Regions from separate parts of the Homo sapiens genome. Here region 2 is linked to region 1. Evidence: read pairs that join two places in POLR2A ChIA-PET (ENCODE). Cell type or tissue: PC-9. All regions are shown on one strand.

Region 1 (8,000 bases):
CTGGTTTCCCTGCTCCTTGCCTTGCAATACAGATATTTTCAACACAGTAGCCATGTCATTTTCTGCTCATAACTTTTCAATGGCTTCCCAATTAACTCAGAATAAAAGCCAATCTTCTTATAATGGCCTATAAGATTCTTCACAGTCTGTTCCTCCACCCACTTCTTTAACCTCACCTCATTTCCTAATATTTTCCCTCTCAGTCACTGCCCTTCAATCACAGAGCTTTCCTTATTATTTCTGAACACATTAGGCAGTCTTTCCTCAGGACCTTTGCTCTTGCTGTCCCCTTTGCCAGAAACATTCCTTTCCAGACACCTGTATAGCTTGCTACCTCATCACCTTCAAATCTTTGCTCAAACGCCATGTGCTCAATAACCACTCTACTTGAAAACATTACTCCTCCATCCAACACTTTACCTACTGTTCTCTGTAGCACTTATTACTTTCTAAATTACTATGTCATTTGATTTTGGTGATGATGAGGCTTAAGTGGAATCAGTATATTCTATTATTTTATAATCTTCAGCAGCATGCAACTGCTCAGAGGTGCTCAGAAAATGAATGGTTGGATTAACTCAGGTTGAAGTTTCGCCAGACACAGGTAAAGGGTTTAGGGTATGCTTCTCAATATTAGCTGAACTTTAGTATCTATTACTTGGAAGAACTTTAAAAAATGGCCAATCTTGAGTCAGTAAGTAATTCTCCCAAGATCTGTTGATTGCATTATTTACATCATCCCTGCCTAGTACCATATGTTGATATGGTGACGTCCTGGTGTTTACTCCCCTTTCCTAGATAGTAATTTTTGTTGCAGTTTCTTATTTTTCGTCATAATTGAATGAAAGCTTCATATCACAAATCTGAGATCCCAAAGCATCTCCTTTTAGTTATGTATTATTCTTAAAATACAAACTCCATAAGAGCAAAACCCAAGTGACTTTGCTTAACACTATGTTCCTAAGACTTGATACGCAGAACTTCAATACTATTTTTTCAAAATGAATAACCACCAGTAGCGAAACATGTATGTGCCAGGTACTGCTAAATTATTTACACAATTTCAATTACTTTTCACAAACAGTACTATACCCTATTAAGTGAAGTTTAGAGACAAAGCAGGATAATCCTCAAGACTAGTAATTTGCCCAAGGTGATGTTGGTAGTCAATAATGTAGCCTGAGCTCTACGCAATGTCATACTGATTCTAAAACCCACGCTTTTAATCACTATACTAGGCTGAGTTTGTGAGGAAGGCAAGGACAGAGAAAAAAGAGATAGAAATGAAGTATGTGAAAATTTTTGGAAATATATCCTTATGATGTTTTAGAAATTGCAACAAAGCTTTTTAAAGTCCCTTTTGGCCAGGCGTGGTGGTTCACGCCTGTAATCCCAGCACTTTGGGAGGCGGAGGTGGCAGGTCACAAGGTCAAGAGATCGAGACCATCCTGGCCAACATGGTGAAACCCCATCTACTAAAAACACAAAGATTAGCTGGGTGTGGTGGCACGCACCCATAGTCCCAGCTACTTGGGAGGCTGAGGCAGGAGAATCGCTTGAACCCGGGAGGTGGAGGCTGCAGGGAGCTGAGATCACACCACTGCACTCCAGCCTGGCTATAGAGTCAGACTCTGTCTCAAAAAAAAAAAAAAAATCCCTTTCACAACTAGAGGCTTGAGGATTTCACTTTTTGGTTCTTCCTTCAGTTCTTCCTTCAATAGAATCACATTAAAATCTTGGTCAACCTATATATAACCTATGAGTTGATAGTTTTTCCCCTCTATTGGTTGGTATGTATTCAGTCTACAGGTTGAAATATGGGTCTTTTACTCATTTGCAAACTTGATATTTCTCATTAGATAGCAGTGTAAATAATCTGCTTTAAGATTTGCTATACATGCAAATTCATGTACATTTTTTAATATCTATTACAATATTTTGCCTGTATTAGGAATAATCTAGCTTTATCCTCCATCTTATTTGTGAGAACAGGACTGGATTTGTAATTCTTTTATTCTTTCACAAAGCAAACAGAAATAGAACCCAAGCTTTTTCCTCTTGAGAATTCAATTTTGCTATTTTTATCGTATACGTTTCTGCAGGCAAATATCCTTTAATTCAACAAATATTTATGGTATGCCACATGAAGCATTCATTCTAGTGGGAAACAACCAATAAACAAAATATATGGCAAATGGTTTAGGAAAAATAGATCAGGGTTAAGGGAGCAACATGGTGGTAGGGCGCCATCATGTAGAGTTCTCAATTAAACAAGACAAGACTTAAGCAGAGACCTGAAGAAGTGAGGGTGTGAGCCAAGCAAGTACTAAGGGGGAAGAGGATTCCAGGCAAAGGGACAGCAGTGCAAAGGTCCTGAGGCAGAGGCATGCTTGGTATACTGGAGAAAACAGGGAGGGAGGGTAGAATGGTGGGAAAAGAATGAGAAAGCAGGGCTGAGCGCGGTGGCTCACGCCTGTAATCCCAGCACTTTGGGAGGCTGAGGTGGGTGGATCACGAGGTCAAGAGATGGAGACCATCCTGGCCAACATGGTGAAACCCCGTCTCTACTAAAAATACAAAAATTAGCTGGGTGTGGTGGCACGTGCCTGTAGTCCCAGCTACTCAGGAGGCTGAGGCAGGAGCATTGCTTGAACCTGGGAGGCAGAGGTTGCAGTGAGCCAAGATCATCCCACTGCACTCCAGCCTGGCGACAGTGAGAATCAGTCTCAAACAAAAACAAAAACAAAAACAAAAAAAGAGCAAATAAAGAAGTCAGTGGATAAGAAGCCAGAAGTAACAGGCAGTTTACATATGGCCTAGTGGATCATGGCTATAACTTTGGCTTTTATTCAAGATTGGAATATTATCTGACTTTTTAAGGGATTACTGCACTGTATGAGACAGCAAACAATGTGGAAGCAGGCATAGAAGGGCAAGATCAGTTAGAAAGCCTTTGCCACGGTCCAGGTTTAATGATGGTGGCTTGGACCAGAGTGAACTTGCTGGAGGTGGGTTACAGAGATCAGATTGTGGATACATTTTGAAGGTAATGCTGGCAAAATTTGTTGATGGAGTCAATGTGAGATATAAAACAATCAAAGATGACTCCAAAGTTTTTAGCCTCCACTAGAAGAATGGAGTTGTCATTTCAAGAGATTGGGAAGATCTCAGCAGGACTTGTTTGGGGTGGGGGGAGATTAAGAGTTTCGTTTTGAATACATTAAGTTTGTGATGCCTGTTAGAAACTCAAGCAGTGCTATACAGTAGGCAGTTAAGTGTGAGTCTTGTGTTCAGAGGAAAGGTGTGGACTGGAAATTCAAATGTGGGTTTCATCCAGCCAGAGATCTGAATGAGATTGCCTAGGGAGAGAGAACAGAGGAGTGCGGGTTGTAAGATTTGAATCTCACGCCACTCCAGCATTTAGAGGCTGGAAAAGAAGGAGAAACCAGTAAGGAGTCTAAGGAACAGCCATTTGGGAAGGAAGAGAAGCAAGAAAGAAAATGAAATCCTGGTAGGCAAGATAAGGAACTTTAAGGAGAAGAAAGTTATCAGCTGTGTCAAATGCTGCTGACAAGTGGAGATGAAGACTGAGAAATAAAAATCAGACTTGAAAACATGGATGCTACAGATGATCTTGAACAGGTCCAGAAGTGTGGGAATGAAGTCTGTGGGTTCGAGAGAGAAGTAAAGATAAAGTATTTCTGTAAAGGAGAGCAGATCAGACTTTTGATAATGTGGTTTTATTTAGAGACAGTGTCTCACTGTCACCCAGACTGGAGTGCAGTGGCAAGATCTTGGCTCACCACAACCTCCGCCTCCCAGGCCCAAGTGATTCTCCTGCCTCAGTCTCCCGAATAACTGGGATTACAGGCGCACACCACCACACCTGGCTAACTTTTATATTTTTAGTACAGATGGGGTTTCAAAATGTTGGCCAGGCTAGTCTCAAACTCCAGACCTCAAAATGATCCACCTGACTTGGCCTCCCAAGGTGCTGGGATTACAGGCATGACCCACTGCATCCGGCCTATTTACTTTTTGAGACAGGGTCTCCCTCTGTCGTCCAGGCTGGAGTGCACTGGTGTGATCATGACTCACTGCAGTCTCGAACTCCTGGACTAAAGTGATTGTTCAGCTTCAGCCTCTGGGAGTAGCTAGGAATACAGGCATGCATCACCATGCCTGGCTACTTTTGAGCAAATGGTTTATACCAATTTCAGCAGACATCTAGTTATCAAACAAATTAGTAGTAATTTTGCTGCCAGTTTTCAAAGTTTCTATGAAATGTTATTTGTTGTACTCCTCTGATGTTTGTCTTCAATGGATTCACTACAAATATGTCAGAAATTACATGTTAAGATGCTACCGAATTTTTTTGTTTTCATAATTTCAGTCACTGTCAATTTTTTTTTTTAGTTACTGGTAGTTTAAGAGAGCATTAAATAGGCTTTTTATTGGTCTGCACATCTCCACAAACAGCAATAAGCTCTACATCTGGCAGATGGATGTGACAAATAAGATTATGTAATTAAAATTTTTTTTCCAACCAGTTGTGATTTCAGAGCCTTTCTCCCTACATCATTCCATCTCTCCATTCTATTAGGTCTAGCAATAACGTAACTTCTTGGATACCAAGTAAATCAGTTACTTTTTATTTTTTGGAGGGGGTTGTTTCTTCTGACTTGTTTACTATTTGCCTCTTCTGTGTTAATCACCTAATTATGTTTACCACAATTCTTTTCATTAAACTATGTTGCCTTACAAATAGTGCAAAAAAAAAAAAAAAAGTCAACCAATCACCCGAATACCACCACTCTCAACTAACGGTTGTTTGGTATACTTCACGTTTCTTCTCTCAATGTACCTGCAGCAGTACATAAAATCAAATTTGTAGCAATTTCACTTAACACACCTGAGAACTTTCACATGAATTTTCTTTCACCAATGGACTTCAGCGAGGAAGAAACAGAGGAGGGAAAAGTGAGAGATAAAGAGAGGGTGGGCAGGGCACCGCTGGGTATGGAAAACGTTAGAAAGGGATGGAAAACGTTAGAAAGGGGTGAAAAGCCGAGCGCAGTGGCTCACGCCTGTAATCCCAGCACTTTGGGAGGCCGAGGCGGGAGGATCGCTTCAGGCCAGGGGTTCGAGACCAGCCTGGGTAACACAGCGAGACCCTATCTCCGGAAAAACTTTTTTTAAAAAATTAGCCGGGTGTGGTGGTGCATGCCCGTGGTGCCAGCTACTTAGAGGGCTGAGGTGGGATGACCCGTAAGCCCCGGAGGTCGAGGCTGCAGTGAGCCGTGATCGCGTCACTGCACTCAGACTGGACGACAGCGCGAGACCTGTCTCAAAAAAAAATAACAAGGGGTAGGGTGGGGCAGTGAGATGGTTCAGCGTTGTTCCCAAGGAACTCATCTCCCTAAATTTCCAGTCTCAAGCGCCGCTTTCATTCCCTGCCCCGAGCGGCGCTCCCCGCTCCGTGCACGCATCTCCGCTGAGGGCCGCCCTGACGCACGGCCTTCTGCCTTGAACACAGAACCCCTCAGCCCTTCCTATTAGCCGTTTCTGGCCGGGACTGCACGCGCTCCTTCCTGCCTCGGGGCGCAGGGTGAGACTTACGTCTAAAGGGCGCCCGGCGAGCTCGCAGCAGCCCCTGCCCCGCGGAGGGCCGGTGGCGCGCGGCGTCCGGTGAGGGGCAGCGGCCCGGGCTCGGTTCCGGCTTCCAGCAGCGGCCCGAAGGCGCCGGAGCACGCTCCCCGCTCCCCAGAACGCAGCTTCCGCGGCTGCAGCCCAGGCAGCTCTTCGGGAAGCGTCCGCCCGTGGTCTCGCCAGGGGGTTTCCGACCTCCCCGCCCGACAGCGCAGGGGCGGGGGCCGCGGCCGGAGAGCTCGCCCGAGAGCACCCCCTCCCGCTGCGCCTCTGGGCGCACGCGCAGCCGCTGCAGCCTCCCTTATTTAGTCCGCGATGGCTTCCCTCGCGCCCCACCGTCCTCTTCCGGAAGGCGGCTCCCTCCCTGCGCAGCCCGGAGCCCCTGAGATCAGCCTCGAGCAGGCGCCCGAGCGAGACTATCCCTAAACGGGAACGGCGGTGGCCGACTCGCGAGTGAGGAAAAGAAGGAAAGGGCAGACTGGTCGCGAAGAGAAGATCCAGGCCTCAGAGGAGGAGAAAGGCCGGAGCCAGCCGAGGTTTGCCGAGGGCGGTGTTCCGGACCCGCGCGGTGCGGGGAGGAAGGCCGAGGGTGGGAGAGGAGGGGCCCGGCGGAAACTGCCGAGGTTTCCCGAAGGCGGCAGCGTCCGAGTTGCCCGGATGTAGTTGGTGGAGCGGCAGCGGCGGCACCAGCGGCGGCGGCGGCGGCGGGAGGAGGAGGAGGAGAAGAAGGACCAGGCGGCGGCAGCAGCGGCGGCGGCGGGGGGAGGAGGGGAGGAGGCGGCGGAGCAGGAGGAGGAGAAGGCGGAGGAGGCAGTCGCTCTCCGCGGGGCTGAGCCGGACGCGTCGTCTTGCCCCCCTCCCCCCGGTTCGCGGTGCCGCCGTGTAGTTGGCGCCGCTGCCCCGGCTGAGAGTGAGCGTGGTGTCGACGGAGGGAGATGGCCCGGGAGCGCCGGCGCCAGTAACTGGGAGCTGATGAGAGTCGCCGAGGGCGCGCCGGGCCCAGGTGCCGGGGCTGCCCGCCGCCCGCCGCCGCCGCCGCCTGCGCGCCCGCCCGCCTTTCGCGGCCGCTCTCCCCCCTCCCCGACACACACTCACAGGCCGGGCATTGATGGTAATGTATGCGAGGAAACAGCAGAGACTCAGTGATGGGTAAATTGTCTTTTCGTTTCGGGCCGGGCGGCGGCGGGGGGCGGCGGCGGGGGGGCTGTTCCTCCTTATCTGGAGCTGGCCGGGCCGCCATTTTTGTTGTTAACCCTGATCCGGATCGGGTTGGGGAGGAGGAGCGGCCGCGCGGGCGGGCGGGCGGGAACGCAGTGTGGCGGGGAGCGGGGGCCCGGCTTCGCGGCATTTCGCCCTCTCCGGCCCTTCCGGAGGCTCCGGGTTTGTGCCGTGTGCGTGCGGGGCTCGGCGCTGGGGCGCTCGGTAGGTCTCCCGCGGGGAGGGGCGGCGGGGGCCCCGTTTTCTTCCTCCCCGGCCCCCCACCCGCGCCGTGTCTTATGTCGCTGCCTTCTCTTCCTGTTTTTCAGCTGTCACGACCGGAGGGGGGACTCGCAGCCTTACCAGGTACCAGCCGAGGCCGGGGTGGAGGGATTGGAAGGGGCCGGAGGGGGAAGGGAGGGACTGCTACTCGAGCGCAGGCCTCAGAAGTCGATACAGGCCCTTCGGTGCAACACATCTGAAACTAGCACCGCGGATCCCCTTAAAATTCCAGGTTTGGTTCCTTTAGCGCTCTCCAGCAAGGTTTAGTGACTTATTTTGACAGGTGACTGGAGGGAGTTCGCTGATTTAGGAAAAAAGAATCATTTGCAGCCAGAAAGACCTGACTCGATTATTTGATTATTTGCGAGTGAAGGAATCGATGGGATGAGATGATAGGTGACTTACGAGGCTTATTTATTTATTTATTGTGTTGGGGGAACTGAAAAGTTAATGTAAAGGTATTAAAATTAAGTGAAGAACTTGGGTAAATAGCTAAATGACTTACAACTTTCAAGTCGGTTATAAAGTACTACCCTTTCCCCTTTTAATATTTTTGGTATACTTAATTGCCTTACAAGTAAAAGATATGTGTGCTTTTGTTTCTGTAAGAATTGAGGTCTTTGGGTACTTGGATAATCATTCTGATGTAGGTGGTTCTAGGTAGGTGGGTTCCTTTTTGTTACTGCAGTCATTGTGTGTGAAGTTCTAAGGATTATGATGAAAGTGGCCCCAATTTTCAGGAGGGAAACCTCATAATGATTGTTAACCATCAGATGACTGCAGAAAACACTTTCTACATCTTAAAGGACTAGAGAGCAGGTTTCTAACCTGATGGTTGTGTTATACAGCTGAATTTGAAAACACTGTCTTCT
Region 2 (8,000 bases), 1.4 Mb before region 1:
ATAAACCACTGATCTTAAAGTTTTCAGTCTACTGGAAAAAGATATATAAATAACTAAGTTTCTTAAATCATTTTGATATTATGTTAGAAGTATTATGTATGGTGGTAAATCAATGCTACCTCAGGAATATGGAAAAGGCCTTACAGAGAATAGGACATCTAAAACACAGGGAATAAACACTATGAACAATCTGACGGAGGCATGAATCAATAGCCTTCAGTGCTCAAGAACTGTAAGCAATCTTATATAAGACTTCAATGCCAAGAGAGGAGCAGGGAAACAGAGGGGCATATTGAATGGTGAGAAGAGAAACATGGCAGGTAGAGATCAAATGATGAAATTCCCAGTGTATCAGGTGGAGGTAAGCAATAAAGCAGAGTAATATAACTAGATCATTATTTTAGAAAGATTGATGGGTGGCAGTCTGGAGGCTGGACTGAACGCAGCAAGACTAGAGGCAAGGAGACTAAACAAGTATTCATTACAGTAATTTAGGCAACAAATAGTTATAGCCTATCTATGGCAGTGGAACAGATGTAAGAAATATTTAGGAGGTTGGATCAACAGGACTTTAGTGGTTAATGGATGTGGGAGGTAAGGCAACATGGACAAACGTAGGTTGATAGCCAGGTTTTTAGCTTGGGTGGATGCTGCTCATTAATACAGAGAACACCTCGACAGGTGTAGGTTTGTGGGAAAAAAATCTAGTAAGTGGAGAGGCAAGTCTGGTGCCCAGAAGAGTTAGAGGTATAATGATTACACAGGTTACTAATCCCTTATTATTAGTGGAAAGAAGGAAGAATATCTATCAGCCAACAAAAGAAATCAGATATTGAAGCTCCTCACTCTAACAACTTGAAAATATTTGCTTTTTGGATCATAAAAAGGTCTAATTACCTTCACGAATGATGGCGCTATATTCTGTGTTTCAGCTAATCTCTCGGAGGTAGACTGGAGACGTCGTGTCCTTGATTTCAAAGTTTTAAAACCCCGAGACTGTATGAAAACTAAATAAAACAATACCATTCACTGTCACTATAAATTGTTACAGGAAAAGAAAAATGCCTAAGATTCTAAAGTCTGACACCCTACCTGTATATCCTAGTCTATCTAATTTGCCTGACACTTCAATACGTTTTCCTTTGTTTCCTTCTTTTTTGTAGAGACGGGGTCTCCTTTTATTGCCCAGGCTGGCCTTGAACTCCTGGGCTCAAGCAGTCCTCTTGCCTCAGCCTCCCAAAGAGCTGGGATTAGGTCTGAGAACTTAAATCTATCATGCCCAGCTTATAGTTTTTTCTATCCTCCTTTTTTCAAAAGGAACTTTATTTATTTATTTATTTATTTATTTATTTATTTATTTATTTATTTGAGATGGAGTTTCACTCTTGTTGCCCAGGCTGGAGTGCAAGGCATTGCTGCTCACTGCAACCTCCGCCTCCTGGGTTCAAGCAACTATCCTGCCTCAGCCTCCTAACCTCAGGTGATCCACCTGCCTTGGCCTCCCACAGTGCTGGGATTATAGGCGTGAGCCACCGCGCCTGGCCTATTTTTTATGTTGATAGGGGATAAAGGTAAATAGAGAAGTCAGAGGGTTATACAATATAATTTAAAAAACTGAGTATCAACTCTGATAAACTGTGATTTCAAAAAAAAAAAAAAACCCAACCAAGTAATTAAAATAGATTGAATCTACACAACTGATTTTTACATGTTTTTGGTAATTACATAATGTTTTTGAAAAAAGGGTAAGTGTATCAAATTAGTGTCTTCTAATTTCTCAAGCCCCAATCCCACTTCCCAGAAGTATAACCTGTTAACAATTCTGACTACCCTTGTATGCATGCACACAGGTGCTCTTTCTATAAAAACTACTCTAGAAATAGTACCTAATTTTTTGCAATTTTCATTTTTCGTGCATATTTTTCAGAACAGAACAGTGCATTCAGTTTAATGGCTGTTTACACTTTTCCAATTTATCACAGTGCAATTCATTCAACCATTTCCCTGAACATTATTTGTTTTCTGGTTTTTATTGCTGGAAACAATACTGTGGTGAACATTCTTATATATGTATGTCAGCAGATGTAGACTGAATTCCTGAAAGAAACACTGTTAAGGTTTAAATTTTGTTTGACACTAAGAGACTACTTTCTAAAAAAGGCTGTTATCAATTTATGTGCCCACCAATGCTTATGAGTTTCCTTTTCTTCATATCCTTGCCGACACTAAATAATATGAATCTTTTAAATTTGTGCAAGTCTGACGGGCAAAAATAACAGTACCTTGTTTTACTTTGCATTTCCCAGATTACAAGTGTGGGAAAATTTTGAAAAGCTTCCTCTGTATTTTTATTGACTATTTTTATTTTTATTTCTTTAGTAAATTGACCATGCATGTCCTTTGCACATTTTTCCATTTTTATTTAGATAATATGGATGTTACAGATAGTAATCTTTAGTTATATATATTGTAAACATTTATTTTAATGTGTCTTTGTCTTTCGATCATATACAGTAATTTATTAGCTCAGTGCAGCCATACCTTTGCTGTGTTTTCTGCATTTTAACTTGATTAGAGTTTCATTGCCAAACTAAGATTTTAAAGGTAGTCTACTTACTTCTAATATTTTCAGTTTTATATTTTTGTTTTCAACCCTTTAACATATTTGGAACTTTTTTTTTTGGTATGATGTAAGAAAAGAACTTGATTTTTCCAAAACAGCCACTTAGGCTGATAACATTTGATAATCCATCATTTGCTTATTGATTCAAAATTCTTAATTTTGTTGCACTGATGTATGTCAGCACTAGGTTAAATTTTTTAATTTTAGTTATTTGTAATACTACACTACTGATTTCCATGGCTAAATATCTGTATTTTCATGTACTTAAGTAGGATAAAATCCCCTTCATTAGTATTCTTTTAACATGTACTCAGTTATTCCAAATTAAGTTTAAAATCAACTTCTCGATTTCCCAAGTGGGTCATTAGAGTTTTGATTGGGGTTGTATTGACTTTACAAATTTGGGTGTAAATTGATACTGTTGTAATACCTAGTTCTTCCAAATAGGATTATGGCCTTATTTTATTTCACTCAGTTCCTCTTTCATTTCCTTCAGTAAAGCTTCATACACACACGTGTGTATGTGTGTATATATCTATGTTGTATATTTCCTGTCAGGATAAAACATTTACTGGGTTTTAAAGAAATTGTAAATAAAACCTGCCGCTAGAATATAAGAAAGCTATTGATTTTTATGCATTTATCTGGTATGGACAATGCAGTGAACTCTTTATTTCAACAGCCTTTTGGATGATTTTCTTGAATTTTCTGGTAAACAATCGTTATCACCTGCAAATTATAATTTTACTCCTTCTTTTGACTTACATATGGCTCATTTCGTTTTCTTTTAAATCATATTGTTCAGAATCTCCAAATTAATGCTGAAAAAAAAACCAGGATACTCCATGTTTCTCAAATTAACAGGAACATAATAGATGTTTAATAAATTTTAAGTTTCCTTCCATTTCTAACTTTCTAAGAGTTTTCAGGAAGCACAGCAATTAAAATATATCATGTCTTTTTATCATACATTGAAATAATGATATTTTTCTTTTCTAATCAATATGATAAATTGACTTACTAATAATCTTAAATCACTTTTGTATTCCTTAATCATGATATAATATTTTTAGCACATTTCTAGATTTGCTTTCTTCAGATTTTATTTAGGATTTCTGTTAAGTGAAACACATCTATTTTGTTCCTCTGTCGTGCTTGCGTGTGTATATACATTCAGACACAGATACATACATATATACATATATATATTTTTTAGATAGGATCTTGCTGTCACTCAAGCTGAAGTACGGTGGCATGATCATAGCTCACTGTAACCTTGAACTTTGGGCTCAAGCAAACCTTTCACCTCAGCCTCCCAAGTATCCAGAACTACAGGGGCATGATACCACGACGGGCTAATTTTTGTTGCTGTTGTTGAGATGATGTCTGGGCTTGTTTTGAACTCCTGGCTTCAAGCGATCATCCCAAAGTGTTGGGATTACAGGTGTGATCCACAGTGCCTGGCCTTATGCTAATACTAAAAAGTTTTACTAACAGCAATCTCATGGAATAAATAGGGAACTCTATCTTTTTCTTTTTAATAAGGTTTTAAATTAAAAAGAAACTCAAGATTCTAGAAGAATGCAGCCATAAAAATTATCTGAACCTAGTGCCTCTGGGGCAAAGGGACAATATTTTTAAAATACTGTCTTTTAAACTTCATGGTTATTATCCTATCTCTTCTTGGGTTAACTTTGTTAATTAATTGCTTAGACAATTGTCCATTTCAACATATTTTTATTTTTGACATAAAGTTACACATACTACCTTGCAATTTTAAAACCTTCACATATCCATGGCAATTCCCACTCATACTTCTAATACTGTCTGTATTTTCCTGTTGTTTCTTAATCAGAATTGTTAAATTGTTCCTTTTTTTATACTAAATTTGTTTTTGGTTTAATTAAAACTATTTCCACCTATTATTTTAAAATGTTTGCTTTGTGTGTATTAATTTCTTCTATTATTTTTCAGAAATTCAATTTATTTTCTATCTTTATATCTTAAATTTTTTTTTCTTTTTGAGACAAAGTCTTGCTCTGTTGCCCAGGATGGAGGTGCCATCTTGGCTCACTGAAACTTCCATCTCCCAGGTTCAAGCGATTATCCTGCCTCAGCCTCCCGAGTAGCTGAGATTACAGGCATGTGCCACCACACCTGGCTAATTTTGTATTTCTTTTTTAGTGGAGAACGGGGTTTTACCATGTTGGCCATGCTGGTCTTGAACTCCCGACCTCAGGTGATCCACCTGACTCAGCCTCCCAAAGTGCTGGGATTACAGGCATAAGCCACTGCATCCAGCCTGATTTCTCAGTAAATTATATAACGCCCTCAATGTCATTTTGTCCTCACCAAGAGTCTGATATACAGATTTTCACTGTGGTTCATTACTGAGTGTCTGTAATCCCGGTTTTATTTCCATTCAGTCGTGAGACATTTAGAAAAGGGTTTTAAAAATTTCAAGTATTTAGGTTTTTTTTGTCTTTTTTGTTTTTTGAGACGGAGTCTCGCTCTGTTGCCAGGCTGGAGTTCAGTGGCGCGGTCTCGGCTCACTGCAACCTCCGCCTCCTGGGTTCAAGTGATTCTCCTGCCTCAGCCTCCCAAGTAGCTGGGATTACAGGCACACGCCACCATGCCTGGCTAATTTTTGTATTTTTAGTAGAGATGGGGTTTCACTATGTTGGCCAGGCTGGTCTTGAACTTCTGACCTTGTGATCCACCCTCCTCGGCCTACCAAAGTGCTGGGATTACAGGCATAAGCCACTGTGCCTGGCCGTATTTAGGTATTTTTTTAAGCTGTCTTTTCTGTTACTGGATTTTTATCTTTATTTTCTGACATTGAGAGAATCTAACCTCAGAGTTACAACATTAGGAAAATTTATTAAGATAGTTTTCATACCCTAGGTAACACACGCTCAGTTTTTATACATCTTCCAACAATAGCTAAAAACGTATCAGCTGTCTTCTTCTGTCTTCTGCATTAACTATTTCTTTAGAGGGTTATTAGTCTCTTTGCTGAAATTGGTGCCTCTCTTTTATGCTTTAAGTTTTCCTCAAATATGTGGATTCTTGGTAATCCATTTGTATTTATAAATAAGAATACAGTGATCAGGGCCTGGCACCGTGGCTCATGCTGTCATCCCAACACTTTAGAAGGCCAAGGCAGGCGGATCACCTAAGGTCAGGAGTTCTGAGACCAGCCCGGCCAACATGGTGAAACCCCGTCTCTACTAAAAATACAAAAATTAGCTGGGCCTGGTGGTGGGAACCTGTAATCCCAGCTCCTCAGGAGGCTGAGGCAGGAGAATTGCTTGAACCCAGGAAGTGCCACTGCACTCCAGCCTGGGTCACAAGAGGAAAACTCCATCTCAAAAACAAAACAAAACAAAACAAATACAGTCATCAGTATTGACTACAAATGGGTATCCTCAACACTAGCAAAAGTAAATATACTTAGAATATAAAACATGGACTATGCTAAATGAGCAGAATACTTTAGCGAATGTGTAATTCAAAACCAAAGTAATCTGGGGTGCTAGCTTCTTTCTTTCCTTGGCATCAATGCTCAAACCAGGAGTCTCCACAGACAGATGTCCCTCGACACACACACACACACACACACACACACACACACACACACACACACAGACGTCTTATTAGAAAGGTGTTTTTTGCTAATTTATCTAAAGGTTAAAGGCCATATCTGCACTGTGATTGGCCCATTTCTGGCAATCTTCAACTGTTTATTCCATCCCATCCCAGTGCCCAATTTTACTGGCTCTGGAAGTGGGGTTTTTCCTGAGTTCTACTACTGGAAACAGAAGTACTCACCTCTTTCATGACACCATTAGTCCCATGAAGGTAGAAAACATGTCTTTTTCATTTACAGTGATCACTATCACCTGACATCTATCACTAGTGCCTTGTATTCAAAAATTATATGAATAAATGCAAATTTGATTTTACTGTCAATTTGATGTCACTTATTTTACAACTTACTGAAAGCCCTCAAATTTCTCGTCCGTTAACGGAACGCTTCTGTTGTTGCTCTTTTTTTCTCATATATATATATATAAAATTAATTTCAATGGGCTTTTGAAAGTGAGGATGAGTAAGCAAATGTGGTTAGTCATTTATCTTGAAACAAGCGTAGATAAGTTCCCTGGAGTTTGATTTATTGTGGCACTATCACGCTCAAAATTTAGCTCCTATATATTTTCCAGATTAAAAATTATACAGAAGTACCCAAACTCATTAATTCCAAATACTCTTTAGGTCCTGTGAATTGCAAATGAATGTTTAGAATTAATACCATTAAGAAAGACAAATCAGACTATAGTAAATAAATATTTTTTTTTCCACAATTTATGGTTGTTGCTTCATACCTGGCCAGTACTGAAGATCTGAACAAATGCTTTGAAGAGCTCTTGAATGATGTCGATACAAGCAAGAGGAACGTAATGTACTAAATATATCTAAGTTACCTGGAGGGAAATTGCAAAAAGTAAATTTTCTAATTTCCAAACCAAAAAACAAAAATCCTATGAAATATAAATAATTCTATCAAATATTAGGGAAATCACAATATGAGTTTCAACTTTTATTTATCCATGATATGACTGCTTTTATGAAAGTATCTAAAGCATCGCTAATTTAACTACATCTCACAGTTCTTCCATTTACTAGCTATCACTTGTTGGTTACATTATTTTTATTTATTTATTGTTTTTTTGAGACGGAGTCCCGCTCTGTCGCCCAGGCTGGAGTGCAGTGGCACGACCTCGGCTCACCGCAAGCTCTGCCTCCCAGGTTCACGCCATTCTCCTGCCTCGGCCTCCCAAGTAGCTGGGACTACAGGCGCCCGCCACCATGCCCGGCTAATTTTTTGTATTTTTAGTAGAGACGGGGTTTCACTGTGTTAGCCAGGATGTGGTCTTGATCTCCTGACCTCCTGATCTGCCCACCTCGGCCTCCCAAAGTGCTGGGATTACAGGCGTGAGCCACTGTGCCCAGCCTACATTATCTTTTTTATCTGGCATACAAATGTAGCTAATGAAACTAAATTCAAATAAACAGTGATAAAAATGGCCTGGTGTGGTGGCTCACGCCTGTAATTCCAGCACTTTGGGAGGCAGAGGTGGGTGGATAACCTGAGGTTGGGAGTTTGAGAGCAGCCTGAGCAACATGGAGAAACCCCGTCTCTACTAAAAATACAAAATTAGCCGGGTGTGGTGGCACATGCCTGTAATCTCAGCTACTCAGGAGGCTGAGGCAGGAGAATCACTTGAACCCGGGAGGGAGAAGTTGTGGTGAGCTGAGATCGCGCCATTGCACTCCCGCCTGGGCAACAAGAGTGAAACTCAGTCTCAAAAACAAA

What was found. ChIA-PET counts read pairs that join two places held together with the same protein. Peaks named below come from ENCODE experiments on the same cell type or tissue, not always from the same donor. Only the 100,000 strongest peaks of a DNase experiment are listed, where the experiment ranks them.
Region 2: POLR2A ChIA-PET joins it to region 1 with 5 read pairs; 2 of 35 experiments call an interaction of 5 or more read pairs at or near these places.

Annotation. Positions count from the first base shown.
Region 1 is chr10:28,526,823-28,534,822 of GRCh38, forward strand. WAC (WW domain containing adaptor with coiled-coil) reads left to right here and starts at 6,296. Exons shown (of 14, transcript NM_016628.5): 1 at 6,296-6,798; 2 at 7,176-7,212. The coding sequence starts at 6,758. It overlaps WAC-AS1 (WAC antisense RNA 1), which reads right to left and starts at 5,532. Exons shown (of 3, transcript NR_033805.1): 1 at 4,913-5,532. RefSeq lists silencers at 5,550-5,969, 6,340-6,489, 6,700-6,779, 6,930-7,039, 7,050-7,299 and enhancers at 5,696-6,379, 6,000-6,189. In PC-9, CTCF peaks have their summits at 5,971 and 6,199; a DNase peak (open chromatin) is centred at 6,239; H3K4me3 peaks cover 3,313 bases; H3K27ac peaks cover 2,114 bases.
Region 2 is chr10:27,135,379-27,143,378 of GRCh38, forward strand. It overlaps YME1L1 (YME1 like 1 ATPase), which reads right to left. Exons shown (of 19, transcript NM_014263.4): 4 at 7,009-7,107; 5 at 898-1,007. Among named protein-coding and RNA genes, the nearest start is that of YME1L1, 15 kb to the right of the region's middle. RefSeq lists an enhancer at 98-267. In PC-9, no CTCF peak of the experiment used is centred here; no DNase peak of the experiment used is centred here.